Linked DNA regions of Homo sapiens: region 2 is linked to region 1. The links are chromatin loops, found by intact Hi-C in ENCODE. Cell type or tissue: PC-3. All regions are shown on one strand. Links, peaks and the distances in the headings refer to the core of each region. The heading gives the core; the rest is flanking DNA.

What was found. A loop is a pair of places that touch in the nucleus more often than their neighbours do. Peaks named below come from ENCODE experiments on the same cell type or tissue, not always from the same donor. Only the 100,000 strongest peaks of a DNase experiment are listed, where the experiment ranks them.
Region 2: a loop joins it to region 1, with 9 times the contacts of the local background. A loop is called at or near these places in 14 of 110 quality-filtered maps.

The regions. Positions count from the first base shown.
Region 1 is chr18:48,026,249-48,037,799 of GRCh38, reverse strand. ZBTB7C (zinc finger and BTB domain containing 7C) reads left to right here. Exons shown (of 5, transcript NM_001318841.2): 5 at 7,889-11,128. The coding sequence ends at 8,540. Among named protein-coding and RNA genes, the nearest start is that of SMAD2, 100 kb to the right of the region's middle. In PC-3, for the core only: CTCF peaks have their summits at 6,619 (motif pointing left) and 9,532 (motif pointing right); a DNase peak (open chromatin) is centred at 4,159.
Region 2 is chr18:48,225,240-48,236,790 of GRCh38, reverse strand. All of the region lies in intron 2 of ZBTB7C (zinc finger and BTB domain containing 7C), which reads left to right. Among named protein-coding and RNA genes, the nearest start is that of ZBTB7C-AS2, 21 kb to the left of the region's middle. In PC-3, for the core only: a CTCF peak has its summit at 6,123 (motif pointing left); a DNase peak (open chromatin) is centred at 9,320; H3K27ac peaks cover 712 bases.

The sequences.
Region 1 (11,551 bases), core at 2,110-10,109:
CGCAGGCTCTGCCTCCCTAACTGCCCATGCCTGCCCCCTTGGCAGATGGCTAACAGGAGCACCTCTCCCTTCAGGGGAGACCGAGGCTGGTGACTCCAATTCCAAAAGGATCTATCTGTGTCTCAGGATATCGCACGGTGGCCCTGCTGGCACCCTGAGACCCCATCTCCCTTCTTCCCCACTCCCTTTCCTCTGGGCCTTCCCCACGCACAGCCTTCTGTGAGGTCCACGCCAGGTCTGGACAGTCTGTGCACCCTGTTTTAAGGGAAGGTTTTAACCGTGCGTAGTCACTGCAGACAGACTTCTCACCCTCTGGACCCTGGGACATTCTCTGGGAGTGGGCGTCCTGGTTTGGGCAGCAGTGCTGTGTTGTATAGGAGGGTGACATTCCAGGTTCCTCCCTCCCAGCACATTCCTGATGGTCACTTGGGGTGGCCTCTCTGTCTGCAGTCCCCACTCCCAGCCAGATGATAGGCAGTGGGGCAGCTCTGGTCATCCAGCCATCTGGCCTTGGGTTCCTCCTGCTCCAGAATGACGGCCATCTGGCCCCAGGCCTGTCTCCAGCTGAAGCTGCTGCATTGCAGCCCCCTCAGCACCCCCACCACTTGTTCCCACTGGTCTCTGACCCTCCCGAAAAAGATCAGACAAGCTCTTGGGTCCTTCTCTTCCCAGGAGGAGAGAAACCCCGAGCTGGGGAAAGGCAGGGTGGAGGAGATGGCTCCAGCCTGCCTCCCTTCAGAGGCTTTATTGCTCACTGTGGGCTGTGGCTGTCCTTGTGGGACACTCCCCACTCTCCTCCCCCTCACATTCTTCAGAATCACTGGGCCTTTGCTTCTCACCCCATCTCTGGAACTGCCCGGCAAGGATTCTTTTCCGTGCTTGAAGAGCCCCAAGCGTGGTCTGTCCAGGTTGAGGTTTTCCTGTAATTCTCCCTGTGGCCAAGGCTCCCTGCAGCCTTTCCACGGGGACCTTATTTTTGGCTGAATTCCCCAACGCGATTCCTAACACCTGCCCCTTCCACCTGGAAGCTCTTCAGCAGCCACTTAGAGCAGAGACGGCTGCCTCGTTGACGCAGAATTCCCAGACTCCCTTCCAAGGCCACGCCACTTCCTGAGACTGGGCCCTGTCATGTCACTCTTGTCCCCGCAGCAAGGACCCAGACATGCTGCCCTCAGGTCCTTCTCTCGGACATGATTTCCATTTCCCCTTCTGGAACCCGAGTCTTTCCTTCATCACAGCTGAGCTTCTGCCCTGGCAAAGCCCCATTTCCTCCCTCCTTGATGTTGGGAAGAGCTCAGGGTCTTGTGACACCCTCCCCGCCCCACCCCATGGGGTGCTGGAGAGGCCTGCCCTTCCCCTGCATGGTAGCCCTTCAGCCCAGGCTCTGAGTCACAGCCTCCCAGATGCCAGCTCCCAGAATGTCCACACCCCACGGGGACGTACTAATGACCTCAGCAGCCACAACCCAGGGGGAGGACATGGGAATCCTTCCAGCAGAGCCCCTTCACCCCTAAGGCCCTGCCTGCTGCTGTCATTCTGTGGGTCTAGAGAGGAGGGACAGAGGCCGCCCCACAATGGTATTGTCTGTTCTTTGGTGTCAGGAACCTCACCTCTGAGGCAGCTCTAGATTCCAGCCAGTCCTACCAGGTGTCCCACCACTGATCTGTTCCAAATATGAAATCTCCCTAGGCAGGGCCTCAACGGCATCAACCAAACTATTTCTTTGGCCCCATGCTGTCCCTTCCTAGCTCTGGTCACCCCATAGCCACTTGGGCTCCCTTTGCCTGTGCACTCCCTCGGTTTAGTTCAAAGACACCGTTTTCCTCCTGGGAAAGGCTTGTGCCTGTGCTGGCCACAGAGGCAGCTCCTGTCCCTTTCAGGTCTGACTTGGGACACAGAAACAGCTCCAGGTCATAGGGCAGAGGCAGTCTGGACCAAGATTACCTTAGATCCTCTTCATCAGGAATCCTTTCCCTTCTCTTCCCAGAAAGTCTGGAAGCCAGGAGCCAAAGGTTAGGATGGCAGGCTTCGGCCAGAGGTGATGCCTAGGAAGGGCCTAGAAGAACAGGGAGCATGTGATCTCAGGAAGATAAAGCATTTGTCTTCATGCACAGGGACACTGCTATGCTTGGTGGGTATTTTCCCTGCCCACGGACATCCCAGGTCCAGGTGGCCCCCGCACACCTTTTTGCCCCATCTGCAGCCATCACTGCCAACTGGGCCTGGCCCTGGGCCCTGTGAAAGCCTGTGCATCTTCCGCCTCTTAATTCCCACCACATGGGTCCTTGATTGCAGGCCATAGAGACTTGCCCCTTGCCTCCCCCAGCCCTTCTGTTAGTAGCTCCTAGAGAGCATGGCTGGCTGGTCTCCCTCCTGGAGCCCCTGCATCCTGTCACAGCCTGGCTCCCAGAGATGCCCCAGCCATGCCTGATGGGGACAGTAGTGAAGGCAAGAAACTGCAAAATGAAAACAGACTGGCCCAGAGACAGCAGAGGTCCCATAGAGCACACCGTCCTGGGTGGGGATGGACGACCTCTGCACCGCAGTCACTCTCTGACAAGGCACGCTTTCCAGTTCCGCTGAACCCCGAAGGCTGTGCCTTTTAGTCTCCACCTGCCTCCTCCAGTGCCAGCCGAATGCTGACCACCTTTGTGCCCCCACAGCTGCCTGCTCTCCAGATAAGCCAGCAGCCTGGCTTTTGTCTTCCCTCTATTTTCTTTGTAGTCCTCCCACTCCTGGCAGCTCTGGGAACCCTATTAAGATAATGTAATGGCATTAGCAGTGGTAGCAGGAAGAGTGTGTCTCAAACCATCGGGTTACAAGAAGTCCAGGTAGAGGCTGCTGGGAAAGCATTATCCTGATTGGGAGCCTTTCTGGAGGCCACAGACCTCAGGCCAAGGCCCCACAGCCCTTTTCTTTGATTCTGGGAATGAGCTCATGAGGACTCACATGACTTTCCCGACGATGAGCTCTCCAGGCTGAAAGGAGGCATGTAGACCGAGGCTTGGGTGCATATGTCCTTGGCTGTCCCTGATGCAGAGAGATGGAACGAGATGGCAGACAAGGGGACCAGGGCCAGAGGGGAGCATGTTGGATTTGTAGTCGGAGAGTTCTGAAATTGGCACCACTAGTCAGTCACCAAACGCGCAGTGAGCCTCCTCTCTATCTACATTCAGTGTTGTGTGTTGTGCAGAGTACGAAAGAGCATCCCACAGGTTCTCATCAAAGCAGGTACCAGAACTCCATGCCACGTGCAGGGAGGAGTGCTGGGAGGAGGAGGGCTGGGAGGAAGAGGGCTGGGAGGAAGGGGCACCCTGGCTCTGGGCTTGGCCTTCTGGGAGGGCCCTAAGGATAGAGCATCAGTGTCCAAGCACAAGACATGCACACACGGGGAAGGAGCCAGGGTTTACAGGGCATCCACCCTGTAATGTGGTGGGCTGTGCACTGGGGGACCGGCAGTCCAGTTCATACCTGCAGGTGTTCAAAGATGCAGAGTTGCCCAGAGTGTGGGGCAGCGTACCATGGGGGGCAGGCAGGAAGCTGGCAGAGGAGATGGCAGTGAGCTTGTGAAGAGCCCAGAAAGCCATGCTAAGGGGTAAGTGAGCACACAGGCCATTGGACAAGGGGGCCTTGGGAAGTTTTAAGTGGAACTGCCAGACCTCCATTCCTACAGAGAAGTAACTAAGAGCTCAGCTCTTGAGATTCCAGCTAGAACATATTCCAGCTAAACTCACGCTGCTTCCACAGGCAGATTGAATATGTGAAGCAGCAAGGAAGCCAGCCAGCCAAACAGACTCCAGAAGGAGATTTGGCAGAAGCCCATTACCCAGATGCATACACTCATGGAGCACTAGAGGCCCCAAGGATGCAGCCCAACCCGCATTTTAGAGATCAGGAAACTAAGGCCCAGACCAGGGAAGGGAACTGATCTAGTTCTTGGAGTGTGCCCGGCACCACCTCCAGCTCCAATGCACGTCACAGTATCCACAGGAAAGGTCAGTGTAAAGAAGGAGGCTGTGTGGCCCTAGAACACCATTCCCTCTTTGGTCCTTTCTTTCCTTATCTTGGAAGTAATTAGATCAGTGTTTTCAAGGTCCTGAGAAGTGTACTGCTAATAGTGTCACTTACTGGGCCCACTGACTCAGACCATGAATCAGAATGTGGTAAAGTATGCCTGGTAAACTAGATGATCCTCTGAAGTTTTTTCCAGCACTGGCTTATCATGAGCTTTGCCTACTCTTCCCACCCCTTGCCCCCATTCCCACAAATGTCTCCATTAGGGAAAGCTCCTGCCTAGGGCTGAGTTCCTCCCATTGGCATACCCCAGTCTTCTGGCCACAGAGGCAGAAAGCTGGCTACCGGTGCCCTCTCTTGATTGTTCTGGTCTGCCCTTTCTGCAGCAGTCCTCTTAGGCCTCAGGTTGGGAATCCCTGCTGTGAAAATCCATCCTTTCTCATCCCCAGAATAGCTTACAAACAAACCACAGCCAGGTAGCCCCCCAGGTTCCTTTGCCCCCACCAGCTGTATACCTTTGGGAAGCTCTTAACTTCTTTGAGCCTCCTTTCTGCCTGTGTCCAAGTGAGGAAATTACACCAAGTGTGTTGAATCTAGCTCACGCAAACCCAGATTCTCTCCATCTGCCCTGGACAATGGGAAGTGATGTCTGGTCCTAGGTTTAGCTCTGCACAGAGAGGTTAAATAACTTGCCTAAAGCCACCCAGCAAGTTGGTGGTGGGTCTGAAGCTACAACAGGGACTCCCAGACTCCTGGAGGGGCCCTACCTCTATACCATATGCCTCTGAATAATGAATTCCCAGGGTCAATGAAGTCATGTATTTACCTGCCCATAGCAGATGTTCAATAAAAGGATATCGTAGGCACCTTCTCAGCACTTCTTACATCCTTGGACCAATTGCCACAAAAATGGGACTTCTTTTAGATACACTAATGAGAAGTTTGGGAGGCATTTGAAGATTTACCACTTATATTGTCCATTGTTTGAGAGTGACCCTAAGGGTCAGTGCTACTAATTATGTGTAATAGTGACTTAAAAAAAACCTACCTGGCCAGGGGCGGTGGCTCACACCTGTAATCCCAGCGCTTTGGGAGGCTGGGGTGGGCAGATCACGAGGTCAGGAGATCGAGACCATCCTGGCTAATATGGTGAAACCCTGTCTCTATTAAAAATACAAAAAAAATTAGCCAGGCGTAGTGGTGGGCACCTGTAGTCCCAGCTACTCAGGAGGCTGAGGCAGGAGAATTGTGTGAACCCGGGATGCGGAGCTTGCAGTGAGCCAAGATCGCACCACTGCACTCCAGCCTGGGTGACAGAGCGAGACTCCGTCTCAAAAAAAAAAAAAAAAAAAAAAAAAAAAAACCTACCTTGTCCGGGCACAGTGGCTCACGCCTGTAATCCTAACACTTTGGGAGGCCGAGGTGGGCAGATCACAAGGTCAGGAGTTCAAGACCAGCCTGACCAACATGGTGAAGGCCCGTTTCTACTTAAAAAAATACAAAAATTAGCCGGGCGTGGTGGTGCATGCCTGTAATCCCAGCTACTCGAGAGGCTGAGGCAGGAGAATCACTTGAACCTGGGAAGCGGAGGTTACAGTGAGCCGAGATCATGCCACTGTACTCCAGCCTGGGCAACAGAGTGAGACTCTGTCTCAAAAAAATAAAAATAAAAATAAAAAAACCTACCTCATAGGTTGTGGTGAGGAGTAATGAGATGATGCATTTAAAGCCCTGCTTAGCTGATTCTGAGCTGAGCCCTCTGCCAGGCCTGGTGAGGGAGCCCAGCCGACCACCTAGCATCAGTGTTTCCATCAGAGCCTGGGTGAATTTGTGGAGGCCCAAGACATATCCCTCAGGACTGGGAAGTTGCATCACTCCAGGGGTACAGGCACCCGACACTTCCATTTTCACAGTCACAGTGCTGTGGTGAGAAAAGAGGCCTTGACTCCCGGGCCTGCCATGACCCTCTGGGTGAGTTTGGCAAGTTCCCCAGCTGGGTCTGTTTGCCCACCTACATAGTGGAGGCTTTGCCTAGACCGGTGGTTCTCAGTGTGGGGTCCACGGACCACCACCACCACCAGCATGTGGCAACTGGTTAGAAATGCAAATCCTTTGTCCCTCTCCCCTATCCCAGACCTACTGATCAGACTCTCTGGGAGTAGGGCCCAGCACTGTTTTATTGAGTCCTGATTATGGTTCGAATGCATCCTTAAGTTTGAGACCCACTGGCCTAAATGGTCTCTGAAGTCCCTTCCTCCTCAAAAATCCAATCATCTAGGTGAAATCTGGGTTACAGAGACCACAGCATGCTGGTAGGGGGTGGGATATCACAGCAGAGTACTATGTAGCCTAGGGGTGGCTGGTGGGTTTGAAAAAAGGCAGGAGCAGTGGGATGTGGAGGGGAAGAGGGTGACCCCACTTCCCTTCTCCTCACTCCCAGGGGCTCTCCAGCCTTCCTGTGAGCACAGGTGGGAGGACTGGATCTGTCCTCTCTGATCCTCCTCTCACAGTGCCTGCCAGTATTCATGGGAATGTCCTTTTCTCTCCTGCTCTGCCCCTGGAGAACCATTTTGAAAATGAGAGCTGGTGAGACCTCTAGTGGCCAGGAGACACCAGGAGCCTAGGACCTGCACCTGCTGTCCTAGGATTACGTTAAACAGGGTTTAAATCTGGCCATCTTAGGGAGGACACCTGGACTCCACATCTGTTCTAACCTCAAAGCAGAGCCTGAAATTATAGGCAGATGCTCCACCCAAGCCACACCTGCAGGGAGGAAGTAGGAGACTAGACACAGAGCTTCCTGGCCCCTATGGCCCCACTGGGGAAGGCTGCGAATTATCCCAAGAGGAATTCTTGCAGCCCAGCTGCCTATACCTCAGCCACCTTAAGCTGGTTTACCCAATGCTCAGTGTTTATGAAAACAACCCCCTGATATCAGTTTTCCTGTCAAGACCACCAGGAGGTGTGTGGAATCTAGCTCACACAGACCCAGGTTCTTTCCATGAGCCCTGGACAATGAGAATTGATGTCTGGCACCAGGTTCAGCTCTGGGCAGTGAGGTTAAGTAACTTGCCTGAAGTCACCAGCAAGTTGGTGGTGGGTCTGCAGCTGGCGCAGAGGCTCCCAGACCCCCAATAGGTGCAGGCGCCCCCACCCTACACCATACCTTACCTGTGAATAATACCACTTAAACCCTGCAAAGTTTTGCCCTAGATTAGGCTGCATTCTTTTCGCACCTGGCTCTTTTGTAAACCCTGAAATTGTCTACAGACAAAGAGGAGAGCCCAAGGCTTAGGATAAGAAACCACCATGCAGGAGGTTTGAACAAGGTGTGCCCAAGCTTCTATAGCCTCCCAGATTAGTGCCAAACACAGACAGATCTCAATAGCCCGGGGGCTGGGATGGGACCAGGGACTTTGGGCCAAAGCATATAGATGAACTGGAGGGAAAGCATAAGGTTGCCTGGAGAGAGTGGGTATGAGATTAAAGTGCAGTCCAGTATCAGCAGAAGTCGCTGCACTATCCGAGGACTAAGGTCAGAAATGCTGACTTCTGGCGAAGTATCTTCCCAGTATGTGAGATAAACCCCTAATAGAGTGGGAGTTTCATGACTCTGAGCTCGGGTATAAAAGGAGTTTGGGGGAGTGGGGCTTTCAGGACACTGCTTTTTCCGCATCCCTTTAATCCAGGTGAGTAACCATACCTGTCTAAGGTGGGGCAGCAGTTGAGGGTAGATCTAGCATGAGACCTATTTCTGGGGTTTGACTCCATGGCAGTAGGGAGCCTCGGCTGGTTCTGGAGAAAGGGGGAGCAAAAGGTTAGGAATGGCTCCTGGTGTTCCCTGCGGGACTGACCCCCAGTCTCTGCATTGCAGGCAGGACAAGCTGAAAATCCACATGCGGAAGCACACAGGGGAGCGGCCCTACCTGTGCATCCACTGCAACGCCAAGTTCGTGCACAACTACGACCTCAAGAACCACATGCGCATCCACACGGGCGTGCGGCCCTACCAGTGCGAGTTCTGCTACAAGAGCTTCACGCGCTCTGACCACCTGCACCGCCACATCAAGCGCCAGAGCTGCCGCATGGCACGGCCCCGACGCGGCCGCAAGCCTGCTGCGTGGAGGGCCGCCAGCCTGCTCTTCGGGCCCGGCGGCCCGGCCCCCGACAAGGCGGCCTTCGTGATGCCCCCTGCGCTGGGCGAGGTGGGCGGCCACCTGGGCGGCGCAGCTGTGTGCCTCCCGGGCCCCAGCCCCGCCAAGCACTTCCTGGCAGCGCCCAAGGGCGCCCTGAGCCTGCAAGAGCTGGAGCGGCAGTTCGAGGAGACACAGATGAAGCTGTTCGGGCGCGCGCAGCTGGAGGCTGAGAGGAACGCGGGGGGCCTCCTGGCCTTCGCGCTGGCCGAGAACGTGGCGGCGGCGCGGCCCTACTTCCCGCTGCCCGACCCTTGGGCCGCCGGCCTGGCCGGCCTCCCTGGGCTCGCCGGCCTCAACCACGTGGCCTCCATGTCCGAAGCCAACAACTAGGCTGGTCCCTGTCGGCTCCAGCCCACCAGCCCTCCAGTCCTTCTCCCTCCAGGCCCACTCTACCCTACCCCATGGATCTGAACTTTTCATTTTAAAAACACAAAGGGAAAATGGGAAAATAATAATAATACTATCAGTGATGGCATTTTCCCGGGCTCCTAAAGCAGCTGCCTCCTTTTGCTGGTCTGAGACGGGCATCTTTTCCCAAAAGGCCAGGAGCCCGGGCCTCCCTCCCTGTCTCTCTGGCTCTCATATAGAAACTTGCACCGGCCCATGCCACAAAGAACTGGGTGCCCAGGGGCACTTAGGAGCTGGGTGAGTCATGAGGGGTCAGGGGGTGGTTGGCCTGGTGCCCAGCCAGCCACAGCAGGAGGAGGTAGGGGCTGGGCATGCACCTTGGTTAAGCCCCACCCCCTATGGCAAAGTCTCTGCCAACACTCCTCTGAGGGCTCATTTTCCAGTCTCCAGTGGCCCCGGGGTCTTTTTGAGAACTACCCACCTGCCACATAGAAAGAAATGCTCTGTTGGCAGGGAGGCCTCCTGGAACCAGTCAGGAACCAGGCTCTGGAAGGCCCGGGCCATTTCTTCCCTGACCTGTCCTGTGACCTTGACAGGTCAGCCCTCTGTAGCTCAGTGTCACCTGGCTATGGAAGGGGCTGGTAACTGAGGTTTCCGCCCTCCACCTCTAAACACATACACACCTATCCCCCCAGAGAATCACAGAGATGGTAGAAGCTTTGTACTCCCCAAGTCCATGGGGAAACAGTTTATCTTTCTGGACTTAGTTTTATCACATCCAGCTCTATATTAGCATATTAGCATAGGTGAGAAATATGGCCAGACTAGACAGAGATCAGGTCATCAGGGGAGCTTCCGAGCTTCAGCAAAGCCCACAGGTAGCTCTGCGAACTCAGAATGCTACCCTACCTTCCCTGCAGGCCGCTGTTCATGTCTGGACTCCTGGGGGCGCTATTTAATGTTTACCCCCATCTCCAGTGCCCCCTCCAAGGCTGTGCAGTGTCTTGGGGCTCTCAGGGCCAACATCGAAGAGATGGGGGCCACCTCTTAACACCTGGCAACAGTCTCCCCTCATCCTGATTCCTGACAACAGACAAAACACCGGTTTCTAGGGTTTATCTGTTTGTTTTTTGAGTTGAGGGTTCCTCAGGGCCTTGGCATTGCTAGTGATGGTCCCCTTTGCTGTGTGAGAACCCCCTCAACCCCTTCCTCCTCCCTCTGGGGATGAAGTGGGAGTATTTGGCTCCCCATTTTTGACAAAAGGGCTCAGTGCAGGGAGGTGGAGGCCTCTGAGGTTTGAAGGGCTCTGTGAGTTAGAGTTGTCACATGTTCTCCTGGTTCTTGAATTTGCAGCAGGTCCTGAAAAGGAAGGCTCTGCTGGCCCCGTGCCTTCCTGACCTTCTCTCTCCTTCCCTCCCCTCTCTTTTCTTGCCAAGTTTGCTTTGGTTTCTGAGCAGCCCAGAGAGGAGGAGGGTTCGTCCCCAGGGAGAGCCCAGGGCTGGAGTCCCCAATCCCTGTGCTATGGGCACAAAGAGACTTCAGCTCTTCCTGTTGCCTTGGCTTTTTCCTGAGCAAAAACACAACAAACAAAAAGGCCAGAGAAGAGCACAGACTCTGTCCCTCTCACAACTCTCCAGAAGAGACCCCCTGATTCTTCACACCACCGGATGCCACTCCAGCCAGCAGGATTGCTACACACACCCTCTGTTCTCAGAAGTCATCTGCCTGGGCAGCCGCCTCTCAGATTCCTGTCTTCGTTTCAGACACTTTTCTCTGAAGCATGCCCATGTCCACCAGCCAACGTGCCCCCGTGTTCCCCCCCATCAGCCAAGTGATTGGGGCTGAACCAGACTTTAAAAGAGAGGAAAAAAAAAAAAAAAGGAAACATGAATAAATTGGAATCCAGTGGTGTTGGGGCTTTTGTTTTTATTTTGTAAAGGTGATGACTTCTTATAAACTCAATTTTTCAGATGACTGGTTAGTTCTTTCTGTTTTTTCTTGGCTGCAGTTTGGAATTGTACATTGTAAAATATCCAAAGATGTTGAGTACTGTATGATCAAGAACTTGAAGCAAATGGGTTGTGGGGGGAGGGGTGGTTGTGTTTTTGTTTTGCTTCAATTTTTTTTTTTTTTTGATGTTTCAATTTCCCTGTCTGTCTGTGGGAGAACTTTGGAATTTTTTCTATTTATAACTCTTTTTTTATGTGATTGCTCTACGTAAAATGACACTCAACAAAGTTTGCCTTAGTGATTCAAGGGACAATCTTCCATAACTTCGGTCGCACGCCACATCCCGCCGAGAAAAACTCTCAGCTAATTTTCTGGCCTATTTATTAAACAGTATTAATTGACTTGATTAAATTATATTGAGAGTTGCACTTCTGTGAGATGTGACTTCTGAAAGTTCACAGGACAGCAACAAGCCAGTCTTAAGGTTTTTAATTGTTGGGTGTCATAAACTTAAAATAATGTCAAAGACACCTTAACAAAGAAAAAAAAAAAAACCTTTGACCCTTATTTTATACTTTAAAGGACAGTGTTTTGAGTAAAAGTGAGCTATGCTTGCTTAATGACCTGGTGAGATTGATTCCCCCTTCCAATTGCCGTTTCAGTTATCTGGGGGTGTTGCATGGTAGGGAGGGCAGAACTCAATTCTCAGTAGTCTCTTACATTCCAGCTTTGTAAGGCATGGTTGGATCTTAAGCTTTGCAGCACCTGTGGGCCTGAGTGCGAGGTGTGCGTGTGTGTGCGTGTGTTCACAAACGTGTGCAGCTACACCCCAGGATGTGTGAGCAAGGGAAGTCCTGCCAGTTCCCCAGCCTGGCATCCGGAATGGGCTCCGGCTGGCCCTGCTGCTATCTGGGTCTCCTTCCTCTCACTTCCCGGTGCTGGCATCGGCCTCCTCCTTTCTTCACCTGAGCCTCTTTCCCAAAGAACATTAGATCCTAAAAGAACCTAAGGTAAAGGAATATACTTCTGTCATTGAATGGAGT
Region 2 (11,551 bases), core at 1,719-9,718, 200 kb before region 1:
ATCAAGAAACTGTCAGAAAATAGGATAAAGTTGAAATCCTCTTATTTAACACCTTTATAGTCTGATCTCACCTTAAATTTCCACAGTTAGCCCTCACTATTCACACATCCCATCTACTGTTCTTATTAGACTTGTCTTTTACTTCCCACCTCAATCTTTTGCTTTAGGAGGGTCTGCCAGTTGAAATCCTCCTCCTCCCACAGTAACATTCTGTTCATATTTCAAGATGCAATTAAAGTGTTATTTCTTCTATGAAGTCTTCCTCCAGCTCAAACGAAATCCTGAACTTCTCTTCCCTAAGGCTAGCGTGGGTTTTAGGTGGTGCCTTTGTTGAGTTCTTGAACTATAAGTTTATCCGTTTCCCTAGGGTTCATTTGCCTGTTCAACAGAGACTTATCAAACACTTCTCATGGGCTAAAACCCTGTTCCAAGTTTCTGAGAATAGGTATCCATTTATGAACTTAAAAGGCTTCTAGAAGAGGTGACATTGGCCTTACACCAAAGTGTGGGTTAACTTAGATTGATTCTCTACTAGGATTTAGATAAACTTGGACATAGGGAATCAGAGTTAGATGAGAAGTATGGGAAAATGTAGATTTGGTTGTAGAGATATTTAGTGAACTAACGAGTAGATATGAAAAAATTATTCAGAATACAGAATAGAGAAACAAAAAATTAAGAAAATACCAGAGATGCGAAGAGACACAGAAGGCTGAATAGGAAGGTCTAACACATGTCTAATTCTTAAAGGTAAAAGAGTAGTGAGATTGAGAAAGAGGTGATCTTTAAAGAGAAAATGGCTGAGGATTTTTCAGAATTGATTAAAAATTTAAATTCTCAAATTAGGGGAGTAAAGTTGATCTCATAAAGATAAATGAAAAGAAACACACGTTTAGAAATTTGAAAGTGAAATCGTATGATATTAATGAGAGGTATTAAATCAGCCAGGGAGGAAAGATGGATGTCCTACAAAGGACAACAAAACTGGAAAAACAGCTGACTTCTCAGCAGCAACTTTGGCAGCTAGAAGACATCTTCAAAGTGCTGAGGCGGGGGGTAATGTATCAAATGAGGATTTTATGTGTTTATAAATAATAAAAAAAATTTGGACAAACAAAAACTCAGAGAGTTCACACTAAAGGAGAGTCACCAAAGGAACTCCTAAAATATGTATTTAAGAAAGAAGGAAACTTGTCGCAGAAGGAGGATCTAAGATGCAATGGAGAACAAAAACCTTGGTAAACAGATGGGTAAATATAAACAAATGTTAATTTTACAAAAACACCAATAATGATTCATTATGGGATGAAAAAAATGAGATACATCTAAAATTTAAATATATAACATAGAATGAAATGAGCACAAAGTGCTCTACAGTCCTTGATTTGGTGAAGAAAATGTAGTGGTATTAATTTTGGACTTCAAGTTAAGTATTCATGTTAAAACATTTAAGAGTAAGCACTAAAACGTAGAAATGGAGTGTGTAATTTCTAAAACAGAAGAGGAAACTATAATTTTAAAACCTCAATTTTTTCTAAAGGAGGTTATAAATGAGAGGAAAAAATGGTAGAAAAAAACACCATATAAAATGGTAAAATAAATGTATATCTCTATTAGTCATTACAATAAATATAAATAGGTTTAATCTACCAGCTAAAAGAGAGATTGGTCAGATTGGATTAACAAAAACTCAAGTTCAGTCCTGTCTGCAGTTTTAAGAGACAAAAAAAAATTGAAAGTGAATGAGTGGAAAAAGATACACTGGGCAAACACTGGCCAAAAGAACGCTAGTATTGTTATATTCATATCACAAAAATAAATTTCTTAAGCAAGAAGCATTATTAGTGCTAACAAGGTTCACAGCATAATAATAAATTTTCAATTCTCTAGGAAGGTATCACTTCTAAATTTGTATGCACTTAGTTTCGAAATACACAAAGGAAATACAGAGCTACAGGGAAAAATGGATAAATCCACCCTCATGAGCAGGAGATTTAAATACACCTTTCTCAGTAATTGATAAATAAACTATTCCCAAAAACTGGTAAGCAAACAGAAGATTTGAAAAAGGCAATGAAGATGTTTAAAGTAGTGGCTATATGTCCAATTGAGAATACATATTCTTCTCAAGCACACATGAGCAATTCCCAAAACCAACTTAGTATGAGGTCACAAAGCAAGGCTTAATAGGTCATTAAAAAGCAAGATGTGGAAAGAGTTCATGGTGTGCTGTGAATCGTATTGCACCCTAGCAGGTAAATACACACACACACACACGCATGTACACATGTACTTATATAGGCATAAAGTATTTCTGGAAAACTAAACAAGAAACCAGTAACAGAAGTTTCTTCTTCTGGGGAAAAGACCGGGGTTGGGGTTAGACAGAAACCTATTTTTCATCATACATGTTTGTTTTTCAATTTTTTTCTGCCATCAGTGTGTCTTATTTTTTATTAAAATTATAAATTAAAAATGTATTTAGGTGGCTGTAAAATAGTTTAAGATAATAGATATTATAAAACATCTTACTATGAATATGGTATAGTATATAATAACGCATTGTAAACTCAGAGAGAAAGCAGTCTGCTTGTGGACTATAGCGTTGCAGAAGACTTCAGAAAGAAGGGTTGTTTTTTTTTTTGCTGGATCTTGAGGGTCACATAGGATTGAGATTGGGATAAAAGGGGAGGGCATTCTAGGTGCTTAAACCTCTGGGAGCAATTCCACTGAGGCTATTGGGTTGTGATCAGTGGCGCTGGAGGTTGATACATGGGAAAGGACTTTCACTGGAAAGTTTAGTGTTGGAAGGAACTGAGCGGAGATAATGACTGACTGATGTGGATGGAACTGACCCAACCACCCTCAAAGGAGAGGCCATTACCACCTGGAGAGGCTCTGAGGTGGCAAGGTTGAAATCTCATAAATGCATTTCTAGAATTTCTCGGCCTTTGGGCTTTGCCACAAGCAGCCTCCCACCCCCTGGCAGCAGCTGATATAATTTACCTAAACATTTCCCTTTATTAAAAAAGCACAGATGAATATGGGACCTATCCCAGAAACTATGAACACCCATTTAAAAACAACATGGCTCTCAACATGCAGACCTTGATTTTCAAAAGTGCTGTCGATTTGGCTTATGTTGTAGCTGCGTTTCTGAGTACAGGTGTTTCACAAGTGTCCTTAACTGCTAGGAAGCTGGGGAAAGCAGGTGGCATCCAGTCAGCTAGAACAGGGGCAGTAATGTAGGCAGTAAGATAGCACTGACTGATTCCAGCTCACCGGTCTTCCTGTTAGGATATCCACTGTTATGTATGCTCTTTGTATTCTGGCTTTCTAGCCTGACATTCAAAGCCTTTTACAATCTGAATTCACCTCATCTTAGTCCATTTTGTGCTTCTGTAAGAGAATACCAGAGACTGGATACATTATAAAGAAAAATTTATTTCTTACAGTTCTGAAGGCTGGCAAGTCCAATATCAAGGTGCTGGCATCTTGCAAGGACCTTCTTGCTGTGTCATCTCATGGAGGAAGGTGGGGGGTGAAGGGAGAGAGAGAGCGTGCGCGCGAGAGAGTGCAAACTTGTCATTTTATAATAAACCCACTCCCACAATCATGGCATTAGTCTGTTCGTGAGAGTAGAGCCCTTATGGCCTAACCACCTCTCATTAGACCCCACCTGCCAATGCTGCATTGGGAATTAAATTTCTAATATATGCTTTTGGAGGGGACATATTCAAGCCATGACATGCCTCTCCCATTCAACATCCTTACTCCCTGCCACCTCAAAACCTGTACTCTTATATACTGTTTCACCTACATGCCCTTCTTGTTTCTGTTGTTTTGCTGTTGCTTATAGCCTTCACCTCCAACACTCAACCAGGGGGTTGGTGTTGATGGTGGCATCAAGATGGCATGCTGTTTATCTGTTCTCAATGAATTGTACATCTTAACTGGGGTACTGGGATAAAACTTATGAGATGTATGCAAATGAAACTGCTGAGAATAATAACTGGCTTATGAGCAGGAGAAGCCATGGAGAATGGAAAGCCCTACTGAATTAACTAGGAGGCAGGAGACCTAAATTTTAGTTCCAGTTCAGCCACAGACTTACTGTGTATGTCTTTCAATTACTGCAAAACTAAGTACCCCAAAATTTCATGGGTTAAAATAACAATCCATTTTATTATATATCATGATTTTGTGGATCAGGAATTTGGACAGATCTTAGCTGATGATTCTTCTGTTCCAGGTGACCTTAACTGAGGTCATATGGTGGTACTTAGCTGGCAGATGGGCTGGTCTAGAGGGTCCAGGATAGTATCACTCACAAGTCTGGCATCTTGGCAGATGTGTTAGTTTCTCGGGGCTGCCATAACAAAGTATGACAAAGTAGGTGGCTTAAAACAACAGAAATGTATTTTCTGACAGTTCTAGTCTGAAATCAAGGTATTAGCTGGGCTCTCTCTTAAGGTTATAGGGAAGAATCTTTCCTTGCCTCTTCTAGCTTCTGAGGATTAGCATCAATCATCAGTGTTCTTTGGCTGATGGATGCACCACTCCAATCTTTGCCTCTATCTTCACATTGTCTCAGGATCCTTGGAGTGTTACTTTTCTGGCTGGAAACCTCTGTGGCCAGTAGTGCCTTTGCCTGAGTTTTGCTCAGGCCTCCTGGGCTCGTTTTGCCCACTCAGCCTGGCAGGCTGTGCTCAGCTGGCACTACTGGCCTGGATCCCACGCCTGCCAAGGATGAGCCAGGTGTGGAGCAGCGAGGGGTATGTGAGCAAATGAGCATGGGGTCTGGCCACTGTGCACAGCTAAGCATGCTGGCTGCAGCAGGGTGGGCAGCACCAGGCACTGGCACAGGTACCAGCTCCCTGCAAGGCTGTGCCGGGACCAGACCCTACCACAAGAAGCTTACATGGCTGGCACTGGGGAACTTGGTGGTGCCTGGAACCGCAGAGCCCTAAAGAGGGTGTCACAGCCCTGGCTCAGGGAGCTCCTTGGTCTGGGCTTCCCAAAGGGCCGCAGCTCTTCTCTCCTTCTCTCTTCTCTCCTTTTTGGTGCCTGCAATATAATGAGCAAGGGGCATGCTTCAGCCCTGTTTGTGTTAAAGCTCTTTCAGCCCCACCATCGGTGGGTCCTGAGTTCTTGTCCTGCATCCAGGAAGAATGAAGTACGTGGACAAGTGAAGGCTGAGCAAGGCAAAAAGGTGCTCTGTTAAGCAACAGAGCAGCTCAGAGGAGACCCACAGCGTGTAGTTCCTCTCCACAGGCAGGTTGGCCTGTTGTCTGCTCAGCTCTCAGCAGAGAGGAGACCCACAGTGGGTAACTGCTCTCTGCAGGCAGTTCATCCTATTATTTTCTCAGCTCTCAGTAGAGAGTACAGTGGGTAGCTCCTCTCTGCAGGCAGGTTGTCCTGTTGTCTATCCAAGTCTGGCTGAGACCAGGGTTTTTATGGGCTTCAGAGGGGAGAAAGTGCACTCTGATTGGTCTATGGGTGGCCATGGGAGGGTCCAGAAAAAGCACCATAAGTTCTCACTCTGGTCTGTGGAAATGGCAGCCTGGCCCCCAGGCCTCAGGCTGTCCCTGGCCTGAAGGTGGGGTTTCACCAGGGACCTGCACTTTTTACCCAGGAGCCTGTCTGCCTCCTGCTACCATTAACCGGCCATCCACAGTGCCAGTGCGCCCAGGCTGTTAGTGCCAAAGGTGCCTGCAAGCCTGCACCAAGCCACCCTTAGCACCCCTTCAGACTCCCTCCCGTTCTCCTTGGCACCCAAAGTCCAGAGGGGGCCGAGGCAGCAGGGGTCTGGTGTGTCAGTTCTGGCCTGAGCATGCACATACCCAGCTGGCTTGTGACAGCTCCCAGGCTTGGCCACAACTTTGCTCCAAAATCAGAGTGGGCACCAGGAGCAGGGAGAGGCCAGGCAGCGGGAGCAGGCACTTCTGAGCCTGTAGGGGCAGGGGGCTTTCCGTGCAGAGATGCCTGGGTCTGCACTCTCACTCTGCACCTTCCCCTAGCAGTGTTTGTTAACTCTTCCTCTATGGCGCCATGCTGCTGGCCTCAGGCTGCCCTTTCGCCTTGGACTATCAGTAGCTGCACAGCCCCACCCACTGGCAGCTCACATCCTTGCACCAGATGTGATGATGTCTTCACCTCTTCCCATCCTATGTCCATCCCCTTCCAGCATGTTCAATTCCATTCTCTTCAACAAACCTGAGCTGAGCACCAATTATGGCCAAAAATCTGTCCCAGGCATGGGAGCAGCACACCTGTCATGGTGCTGGGAAACTTCTAGGAAGATCCCATAGGCATCATTTTAGTTCAGTGGCTTTATTTTTTTAGGGGAAACTGAGGAGCAAGGAAAAGGAATACACAGGGATTCCGTCTGAGAGCTGTGTTTAAGCCCAACTGTCCTGTTCAGGCCTTGCTTCCAGCTCCCAACCAGCTTCCCACTGGGTTGCTTTCAGCTAGGTTGGGGCAGACATCCTGCAAACACTGCTGAAACTAGTCAGCAAGAATCCCTGAACAGGGGATAAACCTTGCTGTGTTGGGGAGAGGACTGGTGGATGAAGCTTTCAAGCCTTCTTCAGGGGAGTGTTGTTTGATGAGCCTGTAAGAAGGAATGTTGATTCCTGCACTTAGTTTCTCTTTTTGGCTAATCTGCACAAAGAAACATTAATGATTTTAATTATGGGGTTGGGTTAATACATCATGTAAATGATTTTATTTAGAAAATGCAAACTAATCCCCTTTGCAGAAAGGCTCTGCTTCGAGGCCCTCCCACCTGTTTGCCTCACTGGGCAGGAGGGAGGGAGGTGGGGGTGGCTGCCTCCCAGGCAGCCCCCTGCTTCCCGGAAAGCAGAGCCTGCCAGACAACCTGCAGGGCACATTCCCCACCACGTGGAGGCCAAAAGGAAAGCCTTGTTCCCCCTTGGCCACCCCCTCAGTGCCCCACACCTGCCCCGCTCCTTGGACTGAAGGCCTATGAGGGAGATGGACAGTCAGGAAGGCTGTCCAACTCCCCCACGTCTTCCTCGGGCCTCCCTGCAGACTCTTCGACAATTCCCGCCAACAGAGCTGATTATTCCTCAATTTGTTCCAACCTGGAAATAAAGACAGATAAAGTGAAAATATTCTGGGAACAATGCCAAGCCAAAGGCATTAAATTATTAAGCGATCTCTATCTGAGTAATGGATTTATGCCCTTTAACAACTTTAAAAGAAATATAATGTTTTTCATACCCTCTTTTAGGGAACTTCTTATAAATGAACTGTCCATTTTATTAGTATTAAAGGAAATGGGGATTGAATCAGAGCTTCTAGGGCAGGCGATTATCTGCAGATTTCTCCTTAGAGCTGGGAAAATTAACAACATGGAATTATCCACACATTTTTTTTAAAGGGCACTTTACAAGATATTGTACAGTAAATTGGAAAATGTATAACTATCCATCAAGGTAAATCTTGGGAATAAAATAATTAGAAACCACACAACCATGGCCAGGGAAGATTAGAGCTAAAATTAGACTGTGTGGCTGTTTTTTGAAGTCACCAGAGTGGGTGCTGATGGTGGAATGGGGCAGGAAGGCTGGTGGCACACAGCTCAGGCAGAATGTCGGGGTCTGGGGCAAGCTGCCTGGGCGGGCACGTGGCAGGGGGAATCTTGGCATTTTGATGAGATTTGAGCGGGACGAACATGCTGTTTTGACTGGGATCTGGCACTGTCTTGTTTTTCCGCCTCCCTTCCCATGACCCCGGCTGTCTTCACCTCCAGCCTCGCACAATCCTGCCGTGCTTATGTTTCCAGATGGTTCGAGGCTCTGTGGCTGCCACTGGAGAGCCAGCTGGAGTCCTTTTGTGAGGGAAGGAGAAGAGAGAAGGGAACAGAAATATCCTTGATGTTAAAGTCTAAAGTGAGAGTGTGTTTGTGTATGAGAGGGTGTGCACACCTGCACAAGTGGGGGCGTAAGGGTGCATGGGGGTGTGTTCATGTACGAGTGTGTATGAGCACGAGTGTGTGTGTGTGTGTGTGTGTGTGTGAGAGAGAGAGAGAGACAGAGAGAGAGAGACTCCCTCTGAGCTGAAAGGCCTCTGGTTTTTGCTTCTACTCAGAGCCTCCTGACTCCTGGCATGCAGGGAAGGGTTGTGGGCAGGCAGGGGGGCGGCAACCACAGTGGGCAAGGACTACTGCCCTTCTTCCTGCTGCAGCCTCCACCCTTGGCAGCCACTCTCAGGCTGGTGGGTGGAGCAGTGAGGAGGGGTCCTACTGGGGAGGAGGATGCAGGGGTGAGAGACAGAGAGGCCCAAGAGGATGTGCCCCACCCATCCGCAGCAAGGCCAGCAGTGCCATAACCTTCTCTCATAGCAAGGACCCAGTGCTGTCTGTGCCAGGCAGATTGCAACATCCTCCTGGCCAGAGGCAGGCTTGGGAAGGGATTTGCTCTCAGGGCTCACCCTTAACAAAATCATCTGTGGTCAGAACCAGCAATCAGTCTCGTAGTCTGCCTCTCCCATGAGGAACTGAGGCCCGCACAGGTGAAATGTGAGGATGTGAGTGGAGGACCTGTTGGTTATCACTCTTGGGACTGCTATTTATTGCCTGCAGTCATACTCTCCAGCCAGGTCCTGTCTCCCCAGCTCGGGAGCCATGCCATTGAGCATGCTTCCTGCCCCATCTAACTTGCTTAATGGCAACCTGTTCATTCAGGGAGACGCTGGAAGCATCCTCCAGGTGGGGCGGCCTCTCCATCACCTTTTTGCCCCACTCACCTCTCTCTCTTTGATGCCCATCCCTTTCCTCCCATTGCTACATTGCAGAAACACCTGCATTGGACTTTTCATATGGAATGAGAAGTTATGCTCTTTAGTGTACCACTTACCCCTTGTAACAATGTTTCACCCAAACTCCTGCCCTCTCACTCTGAGAGGGAGAGAAGGAGAGGACAAGGGGACCCTCCATGTCTGCAAAAATTATAATACCTTCCAGGCAGCCTATAATTTTTCTTTTCTTAATTTCCCAATGTTTCCTATTTCGTTGCTAGAAGGCAAAGACTAGTCCAGCAATCTCCAGTGAAAATTTTTGTGGTAAGGCAGGGTTTGGTAAAACAGGCTTCCTGTTTAGGACCTGAAAGAATTAGCAAAACTCTAAAAGGTGGTCAGTTTATTTCCTATTCACTATAGGCTTCATTACAGTAATGACAGTGTAAACAATCGTTGACACTTTTGGGGTCATTTGAAATTCCTGTGGCAAAGGGAGACTAAGAGCAAACAGAAAGATGAGACTTGAAGGTAACCCACAGTGTTGGGCGGAGGCCGTTCCAAGTAAGACAATGACACATCCTTCTCCTTAGTGACTAGAGGACGGCAGAAAGGAAGAGGGTGGAGCAGCTTGCTCAGCCACAAACCCCCAGAAATGTACCTGCCCAGAAGGATGGAGCGAGAATTCAATGGGAGGAGGCTTTTGAAGGTGCCCTCTAAACTGCCAGGCCGTACACATGTGAATCAGCTGCAGCAGCAGCAGCATTCCTGGTGGACACAGTGGCATCTTTTTCATTGCTCACTGTAAACAGAATACAGTGGCCTTTCAGTTCGTGGATGCTTGTCCAAGCCCTCCTGGCCCAGACAGCCTTTTCAGGCATGGCTGGCTCTCCTTGGGGCTTGAGAAGAGGCAGGTTGGTAGGAGAGGCTGCAACTGTGCTTTAGGGCTAAAGAGTATATAGCTAACTCTTTTTTTTTTCTTTTTCTTTTTCTTTTTTTTTTTTTTTTTTTGAGATGGAGTCTCACTCTATTGCCCAGGCTGGAGTGCAGTGGTGTGATCTTGGCTCACTGCAACCTCCACCTCCCAGGTTCAAGCGATTCTCCTGCCTCAGCCTCCCGAGTAGCTGGGGCTACAGTTGTGTGCCATCACGCCTGGCTAATTTTTTGTATTTTTAGTAGAGACGGGGTTTCACCATGTTAACCAGGATCATCTCAATCTCCTGAATTCATGATCTGCCTGCCTTGGCCTCCCAAAGTGCTGGGATTACAGGCATAAGCCACTGCACCCAGTCGAATACCTAACTCCTAACAGTATGATGCTCAAACTCAATCTTGTGGCCAGCTGGCCAGAGAGTCATGCTGTCAGTGAACATGTACTGCTCCCCACCATGGGTGACACCTCATGTGACACCTGGAGGTTGCAAAGGTGTGTGTCATGCATATTTTACCCCCAGGTGCTTGCAGTGCAGTCATGCACATGCAATCTAAAATGCCTGGCCCTCAGTTTTCTCATTTTTGAAGGATGGAATTAGCCTTAAATACCTCTACAGTCCATTCCTTCCAGCCCTACCATTGTTTAAAGGCCTCAGCTCCTCAACATAGTACCTTGCTTAGTGTGTATGGTTGATTGTGATTGATTGTTAAGGACTAAGATTTGGGAGGAAGTAAAAACTAAAATGGGGCAAGAAGTTAGCCATTTGAGGTTGTCATTGTATGCCAGCATGAGACAGCTTAGAGGACACCTGGAGGTGTTTCCTGGATGAAGGGATCTACCTGTATCAGTTAGCTATTGCTATGTAATAAATAGCCCCCAAACTTAGTGGCCTAAAACAGTAACCATTTATGTGTTTACTATTTTGGTCAGCAGCTTGGGCTGGGCTCCACATGGGTTGGTTGGGTTTGCTCTCATGTCTTTGTTCAGCTGGAACAGTCTGAGATGACGGGGCTTATTTTTTCATGTCTCTCCCATCCTTAAGGAAGTGTTTCCTCAGGCTGGGCGCGGTGGCTTATGCCTGTAATGCCAGCACTTTGGGACGCCAAAGCGGGTGGATCGCGAGGTCAAGCGATCGAGACCATCCTGCCCAACATGGTGAAACCCCGTCTCTACTAAAAATACAAAAATTAGCTGGGCGTGGTGGTGTCTGCCTGTAGTCCCAGCTACTCGGGAGGCTGAGGCAGGAGAATCACTTGAACCTGGGAGGTGGAGGTCACAGTGAGCTGAGATCATGCCACTGCACTCCAGCCTGGTGACAGAGTGAGACTCTGTCTCAAAAAAAAAATTAGGAAGTGTTTCCTCACATGATGGTGACATTCTAAGAGGGAGAGGACAGAAGTTTCAAGACCTCTGGAGCCCTGGGCCCAGAAATTACAGAGTCACTTCCTCCACATTCTGCTGGCCAAAGCAAGTCACAAGGCCAGTCTATATTCAAGTGCTGAAAAAATAAGTGCTACCATCTCATGGGGGATACAGCAAAATCACATTAAAAGGGGGCTTGTGTATATGGATGGAAGGAATGATTGAAAGCACGATTGAAATAACCAGCCATGCTACCGAAAGCAGAGCTGCTTTCCTTATTGTCTGTAACGCAGCAGGCAGTTTCCATGGGTCTTGGGTCACTGTGCTTGTTCATTCTCTTCCTCTCCCTCTCCCTTTCCTCTTCCTCTCCCTTTCCTCTTTCTTTACATTCTCTCTCCCTCTCCTTCCCCTTCCCCTCTCCCTCTCCCTTTTCGCTTCCTCCCCTTCCCCTCTCCCTCTCCCTTTTCTCTCCCTCTTTTACCTCTTCTCCCTCCC